Regions from separate parts of the Homo sapiens genome. Here region 2 is linked to region 1. Evidence: read pairs that join two places in POLR2A ChIA-PET (ENCODE). Cell type or tissue: GM12878. All regions are shown on one strand.

What was found. ChIA-PET counts read pairs that join two places held together with the same protein. Peaks named below come from ENCODE experiments on the same cell type or tissue, not always from the same donor. Only the 100,000 strongest peaks of a DNase experiment are listed, where the experiment ranks them.
Region 2: POLR2A ChIA-PET joins it to region 1 with 10 read pairs; 2 of 35 experiments call an interaction of 5 or more read pairs at or near these places.

The regions. Positions count from the first base shown.
Region 1 is chr12:50,228,639-50,236,638 of GRCh38, reverse strand. LIMA1 (LIM domain and actin binding 1) reads left to right here. Exons shown (of 11, transcript NM_016357.5): 3 at 4,929-4,974. It overlaps MIR1293 (microRNA 1293), which reads left to right and starts at 2,427; the gene lies at 2,427-2,497. RefSeq lists enhancers at 782-1,281, 1,282-1,783, 4,221-4,270 and a silencer at 1,985-2,124. In GM12878, no CTCF peak of the experiment used is centred here; no DNase peak of the experiment used is centred here.
Region 2 is chr12:50,569,544-50,577,543 of GRCh38, reverse strand. The region is part of intron 1 of DIP2B (disco interacting protein 2 homolog B); the gene reads right to left. Among named protein-coding and RNA genes, the nearest start is that of DIP2B, 69 kb to the right of the region's middle. RefSeq lists an enhancer at 1,984-2,083. In GM12878, no CTCF peak of the experiment used is centred here; no DNase peak of the experiment used is centred here; H3K4me3 peaks cover 226 bases; H3K27ac peaks cover 1,638 bases.

The DNA of each region.
Region 1 (8,000 bases):
GGAACCCCCTGCATATTAGCTTTTTAAGAAAATCTTTTCCGGCCGGGTGCGGTGGCTCACGCCTGTAATCCCAGCACTTTGGGAGGCTGAGGCAGGCGGACACCTGAGGTCAGGAGTTGGAGACCAGTCTGGCCAACATGGTGAAACCTCATCTCTACTAAAAATACAAAAAGCTTATCCGGGTGTGGTGGTGCGTGCCTGTAATCCCAGCTACTTGGGAGGCTGAGGCAGGAGAATCACTTGAACCTGGGAGGCAGACGTTGCAGTGAGCCGAGATCACGCCACTGCACTCCAGCCTGGGCGACAGAGTGAGACTCCATGTCAAAAAAAAAAAAAAAGAAAAAAAAATATTTTCCTACTTAATAGGTAAAATGTTGTTAGCATTGTTTGAATTTGCATTTTGAGGTTGAACATCTTTTCTGTTTAAGAGTCATGAGATGTTCTTTTTGTGAACTGTATGTTTTTGTTTTTTTTGAGATGGAGTCTGGCTCTGTCACCCAGGCCAGAGTGCAGTGGTGCAATCTCGGCTCACTGCAACCTCCACCTCCCGGGTTCAGGCGATTCTCGTGCCTCAGTCTCTCTAGTAGCTGGAATTTCAGGTGCCTACCACCATGCCTGGCTAATTTTTGTATGTTTAGTAGAGACAGGGTTTTGCCAGGTTGGCGGGGCTGGTTTCCAACTCCTGACCTCAGGTGATCCACCCACCTCCATCTCCCGAAGTGCTGGGATCACAGGCATGAGACACCGCACCCAGCCGTGAACAGTATGTTTATATCTGCCTTTTTATTTATTCAGTTGTCATTTTCCTGCTTATTAGTAGTTATTTATATTCTAGGGAAATTAATTTTTTGTCTGTAATATAAGTTGCAAATATATTTTCAGCTTGTCAATTGAATCACAGCAGTTCTAATCCCACTTTCTTCCTAGTTATGGTCAACGAAGTGCCAGAAATTTTTGGTAGCCCTTTTACCCTACCCCATTAGAGAGTTCTGCTCAATTGCAGAGCAGTACTACATGGCGACTGAGATGCTTGTTAATATCTGATTATTAAAATTAGACAGTGATAGGATTGGGGGCTGGGCACGGTGGCTTACACCTGTAATCCCAGCACTTTGGGAGGCCAAGGCTGGTGGATCACTTGAGGTCAGGAGTTCGAGACCAGCGTGGCAAACTTGGTGAAACCCGTCTCTAGTAAAAAAACAAAAATTAGCCGGGCATAGCGGTGCACACCTGTAATCCCAGCTACTCAGGAGAATCACTTGAACCCGGGAGACAGAGGTTGCAGTGAGCCGAGATTACACCACTATACTCCAGCCTAGGAGACTGAGCAGGACTCCTTCTCAAAAAAAAAAAAAAAAAAAAAAAGTGATAGGATTGGAAGACCCTTTATGTAATACTCTTTCTTGGCTGGGCATGGTGGCTCATGCCTGTAATTTCAACACTTTGAAAGGCTGAGACAGGAGGATCACTTGAGCTCAGGAGTTTGAGACCAGCTTGGGCAACATAGCGTGACCCTATACTAAAAAAAATTTTTTTAAATTAGTCGGGTGTGATGGTAGACGTCTTTAGACCCAGCTTCTTGCAAGGCTGAGGTAGGAGAATTGCTTGAGTCCTGGAGGTCAAGGCAAGCTACAGGGTCTTACTCTGTAGCTCAGGCTAGAGTACAGTGGCATGATCGTAGCTCGCTGCAGCCTCAACCTCCCTGGCTCAAGGAATCCTCCTATCTCAGCCTCCCCGGTAGCTGGGACTGCAGGCGTGCACCACACCTGGCTAATTTTTGTATTTTTCGTAGAGACAGGGTTTTACTGTGTTGCGCAGTCTGGTCTCGAACTCCTGGGTTCAAGCGATCCGCCCAGCTCGGCCTCCCAAAGTGCTGGGATTACAGGTGTGAGCCACTGCACCAGGCCTGAGGCTGCTTTTTTTCTTCTTCTTTTACCTCCTACTCCAAATGCCTCATGAATTCTGAAATTCTACCTTTAGGCAGAGGACAGTGCCCTTTTCTAGGGGTGGGGCTGAGTTCTGCTAAGGCAGGCCCAAGGAGAGGCACATAATGGTGATTCTCCACGTGGTGGTGCTGACTTCAATGCATGACTCAGAGGTCTGGAGGAAGCCAGGTTAAGGTTGTTCTAGGGCCAGGCATGGTGGCTCATGCCTGTAATCTCAGCAGTTTGAGAGACCAAAGCAGGCGTATCTCTTGAGGCCAGGAGTTCGAGACAAGCCTGGCCAACATGGTGAAACCCTGTCTCTACTAAAAATGCAAAAATTAGCCAGGTGTGGTGGGGCATGCCTGTAATCCCAGCTACTTGGGAGGCCGAGGGATGAGAATCACTTGAACCCAGGAAGCGGAGGTTGCAGCTAGCTGAGATCGTGCCACTGCACTCCAGCCTGGGCAACAGAGCAAGACTCTGTCTCAAAAAAAAAAAAAAAGGTTGTTCTGGGTGGTCTGGAGATTTGTGCAGCTTGTACCTGCACAAATCTCCGGACCACTTAGTCTTTAAATGGAGAAAACCTGTTCCTCCTTGAAAAGAACTTTAATTTTTTTCTCAGAGGTCTTCCAATCCAAGTAATAAAAATGACAAAATGATAAAAGTAATAACAAATAATTATTTATGAAATCTAAGATGTCATCAACTATAGCTGTGCCACTATTTTTGCATCTCTAAGAAAAAATGCTGATTAAACTAATCACTGCTTATTACAAACTTTTCTCACATATCACTCTTGTGCATATGTAAAATAATTTTTCCTTAAATGCCAAACATAGTATGATCTTTTAAAAGACATTTTTAAGTGGCATTTAAAACATATAATAATAGCTGTGTGCTGTGGCTCAAGCCTTTAATCCCAGCACTTTGGAAGGCTGAGGCAGGTGGATCACATGAGGTCAAGAGTTCAACACCAGCCTGGCCAACATGGTGAAACCCTGTCTTTAGTAAAAAATACAAAAATTAGCCGGGCATGGTGGCACATGCCTGTAATCTTAGCTACTTGAGAGGCTGGGGTAGGAGAATGCTTGAACCCGGGAGGCGGAGATTGCAGTGAGCCGAGATTGTGCCATTGCACTCCAGCCTGGGCAACAAGAGCGAAACTCTGTCTCAAACAAAACAAAACCATGTAGTACCATCAAATACTTTTAACTGAGTTAAAATGACAATATCAATAACTTACACTAAATTCAACATGTACAGGCAATGTGACTATCTCTCAACCATTTGGCTGAGAACAATTGTAAGATATCAGGCATAAATATGGGAGGGGAAATGTATATGTTGGAATTAATGCATTGCTGTATGGACTTAACTAATTTCAAAATGTTTTTACACATGATTACATTTAATCTTCCTGGCAATCCTGAAAGTAGATTGTAACTTCTTTCTAGATAAGGAAACTGAGGCTTAGAGAGATTAAGTCACTTGCCAGAGATCACAGTTAATAAGCAGCAAAACTGGGGCTTAAAGCCTAGACTTTCTGCTCTATCCAATTGTTTCAGCATTTGACCTTATCCACGGGGATCTTGTTGTTATATCAGAGCAGATGACTGGAATAGCTGCAGGAAGTGAGGTCTGCTCTGATTTACAGCTTCTTCTGATAGAGTTGATTAAAAGCAACTGCTGGCAGAAATAGGTATGCAGACTGTTTTTTTGGGTTTGTTTGTTTTGAATCTCGCTCCGTCACCTAGGCTAGAGTGCAGTGGCGTGATCTCAGCTCACTGCAACCTCCGCCTCCTGGGTTGAGGCGATTCTCGTCCCTCAGCCCCCCGAGTAGCTGGGATTATAGGTGTGCGCCACTATGCCTGGCTGATTTTTGTATTTTTAGTAGAGGTGGGGTTTCACCATGCTGGCCAGGCTGGTCTTGAACTCCTGACCTCAGGCGATCCACCCACCTCGGCCTCTGAAGTGCTGGGATTACAGGCATGAGCCACTTCACCCAGCCCAGAACTGGTTTTCTTAAAGATTAAAAGTGGCTGGGGGGCTGGGCCTGGTGGCTCATGCCTGTAATCCCAGCATTTGGGGAGGCTGAGGCCAGCAGATCACTTAAACTCAGGAGTTTGAGACTGGCCTGGTCAACATGGTGAAACCCTGTCTCTACGAAAAATACAAAATTAGCCAGGTGTGGTGGTGTGCATCTGTGGTCCCAGCTACTCAGGAGGATGAGGTGGTGGGATCACTTGAGCCCTGGAGGCGGAGGTTGCAGTGTGACAAGATCACGCTACTGAACTTCAGCCTGGGTAACAGAGGGAAATCCCATCTCAAAAAAAAAAAAAAGAAAAAAGAAAGTAGCCGGGCTGGTGGCTCATGCCTGTAATCTCAATACTTTAGGAGGCTGAAGCATGAGGATCACTTTAGCTCAGGAGTTTGAGACCAGCCTAGGCAACATGGCAAGACCCCATCTCTACAAAAATAAAAAAATTAAGCCAGGTGTGGTGGTGTGCACTTACATAGTCCCAGCCACTCAGGAGGCTGAGACAGGAGGTTTGCTTGAGCCCGGGAGGTCAAGGCTGCAGTGAACCATGATGAACCATGGTTGTACCACTGGATTCCAGCCTGAGCAACAGAGTGAGACCCTATCTCAAAAAAAAAAAAAAAAAAAAAAAAGCTGGGCACTCACTTTGGGAGGCCGAGGCAGGTGGATCACTTGAGGTCAGGAGTTCGAGACCAGCCTGGCCAACATGGTAAAACCCCATCTCTACTAAAACTACAAAAATTAGCTGGGCATGGTGGTGGGTGCCTGTAATCCCAGCTGTTCTGGAGGCTGAGACAGGAGAATCACTCGAACCCGGGAGGTAGAAGTTGCAGTGAGCCGAGATCGCACCACTGCACTGCAGCCTGGGCAATAAGCGTGAGACTTCATCTCAAAAAAAGATAAAAAATTGAAAGAGTAAAAATATAAGTTTAATTTGAGACATTCTTTCCTTCCCTTCTCTGAAGGTACCAGAAAGCAGCTGAAGAAACAAACATGGAGAAGAAGAGAAGTGTAAGTATTCAGAAATTCCAGGGCATGTGGCACTTCTTGAGCAGAATTGTGTGGCCAAGCCACCTGCAGCCTCTGTGGGGCTTGGGTTCTATGTCAGCTGAGTGGACATTTGTGCCAGCTGGTGTGATCTCTGAGCCATTTGCTCAGGACAACTTGGCTTAGTGCAGGGAATCTTATTTTTTCACTGCTTTTCTCCTTTTGAACCACTTTTTCTTTCCTGTGTTGAGTGAAGGACAAGAGGCCAAATGCTTGCCTGAGGTTAGTAAAATGGCTTCTACTCAAATGAGAACACAGGGTTTCCTAGGTGGTCTTCCTTTTTTCCAAATCAGACAATCAGAACTTCTACATCTGTGCATTTAAATGGTAGTAGCTGTGCAGCTGTTGTCATCTTCTGGGTTTTTTGTTTAAAGCAAACTTCTTGACCCAATCTAGTTAGCAAGTTTCCTAGCTGCAGGATCTACCAAAGACAAAAACCTCCAGAATAAACTCTCTGCTTCTACCCGTTCTCTAGTCTCCGTGCTTGCTAACTTCCGGTGAGGCTGAATAATACATGTCTTTTGAAATTTTACTTGATTTAATCTTGTGAGGAAAAAAACTCATATGTTTGGTCAATAATTCCTTAATTCGGATGGCATTACAAAAACATCCTCCTGGCAGTTTTCAGTAGCTAACCTATTTAAATTAGTGCATAATATGTTCCTGTAAATTTGTTCTAAGGCTAAGGTCCTTGGCTTCATTTTCCTGTAATTAAAAAATGGGTCTCCTCTGGTGCATTATAAGAAAAAACTGGCCGGGTGCGGTGGCTCACGCCTGTAATCCCAGCACTTTGGGAGACCGAGGCGGGCAGATCACGAGGTCAAGAGATCGAGACCATCCTGGCTAACACGGTGAAACCCCGTCTGTACTAAAAATACAAAAAAATTAGCCGGGCGTGGTGGCGGGCGCCTGTAGTCCCAGCTACTCGGGAGGCTGAGGCAGGAGAATGGCGTGAACCTGGGAGGCGGAGCTTGCAGTGAGCCGAGATCACGCAACTGCACTCCAGCTTGACTCTGCAGTCAGCCAGAGCGAGACTCTGTCTCAAAAAAAAAGAAAAAGAAAAAAAGAAAAAACTACCATTACTTTACTCAACTGCTGGTTTCTTTTCTTCCTTCCCTCTTGCCTCTGTTTTTCCCCCAACTTGCTCCTTTCTTTCTTCCTTCCCTTCACTGTCATCCATTTAACAAGTTTTCACTGAGCACCTACTACATGCCAAGCACAGACTACATCCCAGCCCTCGTGGAATTTACATTCTAGTGCAAAAGACAGACAATAAAGAAATTGTGTCAGTATGGCTGGGCGCGGTGGCTCACGCCTATAATCCCAGCACTTTGGGAGGCCGAGGCAGGCAGATCACCTGAAGTTAGGAGTTGGGAGACCAACCTGGCCAAGATGGTGAAACCTTGTCTCCACTAAAAATACAAAAATTAGCTGAGTGTGTTGGCACATGCCTGTAGTCCCAGCTACTCTGGAGGCTGAGCCAGGAGAATCACTTGAACCCGGGAGGCAGAGATTGCAGTAAGCCGAGATAGCACCACTGCACTCCAGCCTGGGCGACAGAGTGAGACCCCGTCTCAAAAAAAATAAAAAAATTTAAAAAAGAAATTGTGTCAGTAGTGATTAGTGCTGTGGAACAGCATGAGGCAGGTAAGGAGGATAGAGTCTAGGGTGGTCAATGAAGGCCTGTGGTGAGGAAACGTTTGAGCAGAGATTTGAAGACATGAGCCAGGGAGAAGAGTCAGGCAGAAGGAACCGCTTGTGCGGATGTCCTCAGGCAAGAACAGTCTTGGTGTGTTTGAGGAATAGAAGAGAAAGGTCAAATGGTGTCATTGTAAAGACCTGGGCTTTAACTCTGAATGCAAGGAGGCCTTTGGAGAGGGTTTATATGCAAAGGAGTGATGTGGTCTGACTTAAATTTTTTTTTCTTTTTTTATTATTATACTTTAAGTTCTAGGGTACATGTGCACAACATGCAGGTTTGTTACATATGTATACATGTGCCATGTTGGTGTGCTGCACCCATTAACTCGTCATTTACATTAGGTATATCTCCTAATGCTATCCCTCCCCGCTCTCCCCACCCCACAACAGGCCCCCGTGTGTGTGATGTTCCCCTTCCTGTGTCCAAGTGTTCTCATTGTTCAATTCCCACCTGTGAGTAAGAACATGCGGTGTTTGGTTTTTTGTCCTTGCGATAGTTTGCTGAGAATGATGGTTTCCAGCTTCATCCATGTCCCTGCAAAGGACATGAACTCATCCTTTTTTATGGCTGAAGAGAAGGCTCTAATCCCAGCACTTTAGGAGGCCAAGGCGGGAGGATCGCAGGAGGCCGAGGTGGGAGGATTGCTTGAGGCCAGGAGTTCAAGACTAGCCTGGGCAACCTAGTGAGACCCTGTATCTCTATTTTTTAAATGTAAAAAAATAGAAGGAAGAGAATGTAGAGGAACAATAATGGCAGGAGCATGGAGACCAATTAAGAGACAATTATAATGATTTAGGCCAGGTATAATATGGTTTGGACTAGAGTAGTAGCAGTATAGGTGTTGAGAAGTGGTCAGGATGTATGTTGAATGTAGAGAGAAAGAAGAATCAAGAATGGCAGCAGTGGCTCTGCCACAGTGGCTTGTGCCTGTAATCCCAGAACTTTGGGAGGTCAAGGCAGAAGGATCACTTGAGGTCAGGAGTTCAAGATCAGCCTGGGCAATATAGCAGACCCCATCTCTATTACAAAAAGTAAAAAATAAAAGAATAGCAACAATGTTTTTGGCCCAAACACAATTAAATTAAAATACCATTAATTGAGATGGGGAAGACTACAGTAAAAGCAGATTAGAGAGGGAGAAATAGTAGAAGCTCAGTTTTGCACATGTAAACTGTAACATGTTTTATTAAGACATCCAAATGGAAATGTCAGTAGGAACTTGGATACTATATAAAAATCTAGAATTGGAAGAGATCCCCGCTGCGGATAAAATGGACATGTGTCAAAG
Region 2 (8,000 bases), 340 kb before region 1:
TTTTATTTTTTAGACGGAGTCTCGCTCTGTTGCCCAGGTTGGAGTGCAGTGGCACCATTTCAGCTCACTGCAAGCTCCACCTTCTGGGTTCACACCATTCTCCTGCCTCAGCTTCCCGAGTGGCTGGGACTACAGGGGCCCGCCACCACGCCTGGCTAAATTTTTTTTGTATTTTTAGTAGAGGCAGGGTTTCACTGTGTTAGCCCGGATGGTCTCGATCTCCTGACCTCGTGATCCGCCCGCCTCGGCCTCCCAAAGTGCTGAGATTACAGGCATGAGCCATGGCGCCTGGCCCTCAGCTTTACTTTCTAATATGGGGTCAACAGGGATACATATAACTTACCTAAACAAAAGCTCTTTGAGCCTCAATAATTTAAGAGTGTAAAGTTGGAAAACCATGATCACAGATAAAGAACAAGAAGTTAAAAATTTAAAGTCTTGACTGGGCATGGTGGCTCACGCCTGTAGTCAGGAGTTCGAGACCAGCCTGGCCAACATGGTGAAAGCCCCCTCTACTAAAAATACAAAAATTAGGCGTGGTAATCCCAGCTACTCAGGAGGCTGAGGCAGGAGAATCACTTGAACCTAGGAGGCGGATGTTACACTGAGCCGAGATTGTGCCACTGCACTCCAGCCTGGGCAACGAGACCGAAACTCCGTATCAAAAAAAAATAATAATAACAAGGGATGTTTGCAGGGAGAGAATTAATAGGACTCGACCTAGAAAAGATGCAGCCTAACTTTTTCTGTAAAGGGTCAGACCGGCTGGGCGCGGTAGCTCACGCCTGTAATCCCAGCACTTTGAGAGGCCGAGGCGGGCAGATCATGAGGTCAAGAGATCGAGACCATCCTGGCTAACATGGTGAAACCCTGTCTCTACTAAAAAAAATACAAAAAATTAGCCAGGCGTGGTGACGGGCGCCTGTAGTCCCAGCTACTAGGGAGGCTGAGGCAGGAGAATGGCATGAACCTGGGAGGTGGAGTTTGCAGTGAGCCGAGATCGCGCCACTGCACTCCAGCCTGGGCGACAGAGCGAGACTTGGTCTAAAAAAGAAAAAAAAGGTGGGGGGCGGTCAGACCGTAAATATGTACTTAGGCTTTGCAGACCACATGTGGTCTCTTTCACAGATATATTTGTTTGTTTTAAACAAGCATTTAAAAATGTAAAAAAAAAAAATGCTGGGTGCAGTGGCTCACATCTGTAATCCCAGCACTTTGGGAGGCCAAGGTGGGCAGATCACCTGAGGTCAGGAGTTCAAGACCAGCCTGACCAACATGGAGAAACCGTCTCTACTAAAAATACAAAATTAGCCAGGCATGGTGGCACGTGCCTGTAATCCTAGCTACTCAGGAGGCTGAGGCAGGTAAATCACTTGAACCCAGGAGGCGGAGGTTGTAGTAAGCCGAGATCACGCCACTGCACTCCAGCCTGGGCAACAAGAGCAAAACTCCGTCTCAAAAAAAAAAAAGTGAAAAAAAATATCAGGGCCAGGCACGGTGGCTCACACTTGTAATTCCAGCTCTTTGGGAGGCCAAGCCAGGCAGATCATCTAAGGTCAGGAGTTTGAGACCAGCCTGGCCAACATGGCAAAACCCTGTCTCTACTAAAAATATAGAAATTAGCTGGGTGTGGTGGTGTGTGCCTATAATCCCAGCTACCCAGGAGGCTGAGGCAGGAGAATCACTGGAACCTGGTGGGCAGAGGCTGCAGTGAGGTGAGATTGCACCACTGCACTCCAGCCTGGGCGACAAAGCAAGACTCCATCTCAAAAAAAAATATTGGCTGCCAGGTCCCTGGCTGGATTTGACCCAGTAGACACAGTTTGCTGACCCCTGACCTAGGAGATAAACAATAAAGGAGGGCCTGGTTGGGCACAGGCACCTGTAATCCCAGCACTTTGGGAGGCTGAGGCAGATCACTTGAGCCCAGGAATTCAAGACTAGCCTGGGCGAAAACAGCAAAACTCTGTCTCTATAAGAAATTAGCCAGGCCTAGTGGCATGTGCCTGTAGTCTCAGCTGCTGGGGACTGGAGTTTGGGAGCTGAGGTGGGAGGATGGCTTGAGCCTGGGAAGTCAAGGCTGCAGTGAGCCATGATCACGTCACTGCACTCCAGCCTGGGTGACAGAGCGAGACCCTGTCTCAAAAAAAAACAAAACAAAACAAAAAAAAACAAGCCTGTGGTGACCCCCAGCTTTCCCTTTCTAGCTTAAACTAATGAAAAGGCTGTGGTATCACAAAATAAAAGGCAAGGGTTTCTGAGTTGTTGTTGTGGGGGTGGCTAGAAGAGAGTTTAGTTTTAGACAGCCCAGATGGAACTGCTAAATAGAGAGCTGGATACAAATATGGAGCTCAGAACAGAGGTCAGGGTTGGAGACAGAGATCTGGTAACCACCAAGATATGAAAGAGTTAAAACTGTGTCCAAGGGGAGAATGTCGAAAGAAAAGAAAGTTAGCTATAATCATGCAAAACACCAGAGAGGGAGGTAAACAAAAGGAGTCTGTGAAGAAAACTAAAAATGAAAGAGATGTAGGCATATTTTAAAATGTTAAAGGACAACAGAAAACTAAGTTGTGGACCTTGACTTATTGCCCAGAAATAATACTAAATCACAGATGTTTCAGAAAGGCAAAGAGGACTGCCTAAGGACAAATTCCCATCGTTCCGATAAACAAACCTTGGCTGCAATTTCCAAGAGGCCAATTGTTACAAGGTCTCTTCCCTAAAACAAAGGTTTGCTCATTGGCCTAGTCAGGCTACTTCTCCTACCCTGGCACCAACCCATTCTTCATAAAAGCCATGCATGGAAGAGGGAACGAAGTACCAGATGGGAACATTCATTCCTCACTTCTGAGGGTTCCTTGCATGAATCGAGGTCCACCAGTTGTAACATCTTTAGCATGTCTTTGCCACTTAGATCATTCTATCCTGGAGAGGGAAGCAACTGACTGACTGGTAAATTTGGGATAAATAGTCTGTTCATGCTCTTCTTCCTCATACGCATAAGCTGTCTGCTGAAGCTGCGTTGAGTGGAGGGTCTGCATACTGCATATGACCTCTCCAATCCAGCACCACTGTGCCCACGGGGTAGGTCTGAATAATGATGGAATTCACTTAGCAAACCAATTTGGCTCTAACCTTAAGCTGCTTCCTTTACCATCACCTTTATCAGTAATAAAAGCAATATTATGGCCCTCATCTGCTAATAGTTTGGTTTTTTGCCATTTATCCAGAACCCGTGTGGAGAAGAGAGGTGCTATTTATTGGCCTTTCTAAATCATAAAATCAGGTTTAACTAAACAACAATCTAATTTTAGATTAATCTAATTATCTATTGTAATCTTAATAAGATAATTCAAGATTTTTTTTAAAGGTTACATTAGTTTCCTGTCTTACTTTTATATGAAAGTTTCTTATCTATTTTGATGGAGAAAGTATTGTCCTTCACATTTGTTTGTAAAATGAAACAGGCAAGACCAACCAACAATAAAGACACAATTGTGACTACAGTTAATTCTGAATGTTCCATTCACTTTCAGATTGCAAGATTTTGGAAAAGATTTCTAAGAACCCTTAATATCATCAAACATAGTCAAGGAAATTATCTTAAATATACTTATCTTGAAATGCCCTCCAAATACTTAAATATGATTCATAAATATTTATCTCTGGTCACTTTTAAAAAGCCTAAGACAAATTATTTGAATAAATGAATTTAGTGATTTCATGCAAAATACTTCCACAACAGCATACATCACACTGTGACATTTTTAGTCTGAAGAAGGGAAAATACACATTCTGCAAAGGGAAGAAATGTAAACAAAATTGGACTAACCATTTTTAAAGACTGCCTCCTGTCTGGGTTCTGTCTGTTTGAACTATGCCAATCATGGGATTCCATTAGAAAAATAAAATTGCCCTGAAACAGTACCTCAAGTGATTAGTGCTACAATGGGCTTTTCTACAAATCATTCCAGACACTGTCCAGGGCTCAGGGCACAGCTCCTCTACTGTTTCCAACATCTATTGCACATTTTAAAAGATAAGGTTATAAGACTGGGTTGTAATAAACACACTGAATGGGTCTGTATCTACACTGAGTTGTAGGTGGCTACAGACCAGGGTAGGCCAGGAAGAAACAGAATTTGGAATGGCAAGGCAGGTGGAACAAGGAGAGCAGCATGCGCTACTAAACTGTAAGCAACTTGATCGATACTCAATCTTATTTGTCTCTTTACAACCTGAAGCACCAGCACAGAGCTTTACACAGTAGGTGTTCAAGCAGTTATTTGTTTAATGGAACTGACTGTTATGGCTGATGAAGCCAGAACTCTGGCTTCTGGATACGTGGCTGTATTTGGGGATTTTATGGTATTTACCTCTTCTGGATTATGACCTGATAGTCTGTGGTAGATTTAAGGGGATGCCTAAAAAGGATACTTAACCATTTAGTTCAGCTGGAATGGAAACACAGAACACCCTCTGCGGCTTTATTTCTTAGAGCTCACGTGCAGAATGGCACATGCCTGATCAGTTTCTGAGTGCCAAGAGTGTTCTCTGTTTTAACAGCACACTCTAGCCAAGATGCTGACACTGGGCATATTCTCCAACTTTCACCTGTCTCCTAGAGCTGCTCAGATCTGATTTAATACTGTCCATGGCGAGTCACAGCTTGAGAGGGGCTGGATCATAATGCTCCATGAAAAGCATCTACTGAAGTAAATGTTAATTTATGGAAGGAGGCACTGAGACACCAAAATGTTTTCTGTTATTCTAAATTCTGTCAGCACAAAGGAGAACCTGTAACCAACATTTTAAGGAAACTAATTTTATAGACTTTTCAGCTTACAGAATTGATAAATTAGAGCTCTAATTTTCATTATCTGGGATATGGCAAAGGTGGAGAATGGAAGAGAAGAGATTCAGAAACAGTCAATGTAGTAACCTGGAAGGCCCTTCAACAAAACTGAGCCTGTGTTTTGTTCATTTTCTTATCCCTCAAAGCATCTAGCAGGAGCCTTTTGCCAAAGGCATTCAGTAAATGTTTTCTGAATCAAGTTGTTGCGAAAGCATTCTCAGCACACACCAATCCAGCATGCCATAAGTTTAGCAACCCTTAACTCTCTCCCTAGCAAATGCTTTCAGTTCCCCTTATTGTGAAATATTTTTCTTCTAGGAAATATATTTTAACTTCACAATATATAAATGAGAAATGCCAGAATCTCCTACAAGATGTAATTTTAAAAGGGAGGAGGGCATGTACTCAACAAAGTTTGAGGAAACTGTGGTCTTAGTCTGGGGATAATATTTTTATATCAACACATAATAGACATTTTAGCTTTAAAGAGAAATGGAACACACATGAGGATAAAGTAAAACCCCCAAATTTGTGATTTTTTTAAAGTTGTGCTTCATTTTTACAAAATGAATGAAGACAAATATAAATATTTTACGTTAAAAAGCAAAGAACAACCTAAGCAAAGCAATATAACTGGAGCTGTGTTGTAACAAACTCTAAAGAGAAGGCTTCGGCAATGCTGTCACACAGCTGCATCCATAAATGTCTTTTCCTAAAGGAATAGTTAAACTAAAAGTTGAACTGGAAAGACAGATGCATCTTTTAAATAAACTTCCAGGCCTGGCTGTATGTTAAAGTTACACAAATAATTAAAATGCCTAGGTCTCAGGCTGGGCGCGGTGGCTCACGCCTGTAATTCCCACATTTTGGGAGGCCGAGGCAGGAGGATCACGAGGTCAAGAGATCGAGATCGAGACCATCCTGGCTAACATGGTGAAACCCTGTCTCTACTAAAAATACAAAAAATTAGCCAGGCGTGGTGGCACACGCCTGTAGTCCCAGTTACTTGGGAGGCTGAGACAGAAGAATCACTTGAACCCAGGAGGCGGAGGGTGCAGTGAGCCAAGATCACGCCATTGCACTCCAGCCTAGGTGACAGAGTGAGACTCCGTCTCAAAAAAAAAAAAAAAAAAAAAACGCCTAGGTTTCAAAGGTCACAGATAATTCGATTCCCATCTACCTATAGCCAAAGCCTTTCAAAAGGCTGCCAATAGGCGGGGTGTGGTGGCTCACGCCTGTAATCCCAGCACTTTGGGAGGCCAAGGCAGGGTGGATCACCTGAGGTCAGAGGTTCGAGACCAGCCTGGCCTTCATGGCATAACCCCATCTCTACTAAAAATATAAATTTTAGCTAGGCATGGTGGCGCACACCCGTAGTCCCAGCTACTCGGGAGGCTGAGGCAGGAGAATCTCTTGAACCCAGGAGGTGGAGGTTGCAGTGAACCGAGATCGTGCCACAGCACTCTAGCCTGGGTGACAGAGTAAGACTCCATCTCCAAAAAAAAAAAAAAAAAAGAGGCTGCCAATAATAACATATTCTCTTTGAGACCTTCCCTACTACCCCATCCTTCCCCAACCCCTCCACTACATTGCGATGGCATTTTCTTTTCATACCTCTATTATCACTTACCTCAATATACAATCATATTTTAATTTCATTGTTATTACAAATTGGTTCTTGATTAGACTATAAGCTCCTTGTGGACAACAGCTGGGTCATAGTAATTTTGCTACATTTAATATCTGCTAAATAAACAGTCAATAAAAGTTTTGTTGAAAAAATGAAGCCAAAATTTCTGAGAGAATAAAACCAAAACTTCTGAAAACCTTGTTTCACAAACTTAAATCTAGTCACTCAAAAGAAGGCTTCAAGTAACCTGAAGTATTGTAAAAAAAATTATTTGTTTATGCATCATATATCCATATATTTAATGCCTATATCTTTATTTTATTGTTTGTTGTTGTTTTCTTTGTTGGGGGACCGAGTTTCACTCTTGTTGCCCAGCCCATCGCAGTGGCGCGATCTCGGCTCATTGTAACTTCTGCCTCCCGGATTCAAGTGATTCTCTCGCCTCAGCCTTCCAAGTAGCTGGGATTACAGGCATGTGCCACCACACCTGGCTAATTTTGCATTTTTAATAGAGACAGGGTTTTACCATGTTGGTCAGGCTGGTCTTGAACTCCTGACCGCAAGTGATCCGCCTGCCTCAGCCTCCCAAAGTGCTGAGATTACAGGTATGGGCCACTGCGCCCAGCCATTTACTGCCTGTATCTTTATACACCAAAATGTCAGCAACTGGCTCATGTAGAACAATGTTCGCACTTAGTAGGTGCTCAAATATTTACTGATCCAATTAATATCGCTAGAACACTCTGGGTATTCAAATATACATATATACACACATACATATATAGAATATACATACTATACACTACAGAATGTAAAAGACAAATCCCCAAGAGATCTAGATATCAAGATTTCAAGATATCAAGATTTTAAATCGGATATCTAAAGGAAAAATCGGAGAACTTCTTCATTTTAAATCAGGGCACGGAAAATGTTCCAGAGTTGATTTTCAGAAGTGATAAAGCAATCATGACACAGCAAAACCCAGTCAAACAAGTGAATCTCTCATAAAGGAATCAGAGCACTTCATTCACTGAAGAGACAAGTTTCTACAACCAAACTGCAAAAGATTTCTGAGTTTAACAACTTGCAACAGATGTCAACACAGAAGTTCAGCTGTTACATCTTGGAAGTTAGATGGGTTTTAGACTTATTAGTTTTACAATAAATATAAAAATGATTAAAACTAAAATATTTTAAAAGACCAGCATGTATCTGATCTCTATGTATCTCTTAAAAATTATAAAAATAATTGCAAAAGCAAAATCTGTAGAGAGGTCAATATTTACCTGATATTTATATAATAACTCTTAAGATAATCATTATAGTTTATTTAAAGGTGCAGTATAGTTTAGTAAAACACAGCAGAATCTCAAGCCACAATTGGTAAAATACTGAGAAGTCAAAAGAAAACAGTCTGGTGGCCATCAGTAAGGCTAAACCATCTCTAACTGCACCTACAAAGGAGTTAAGAGTGCCAGCCATCCCTTAGAGCCTCCCTGCCAACTCACTGGA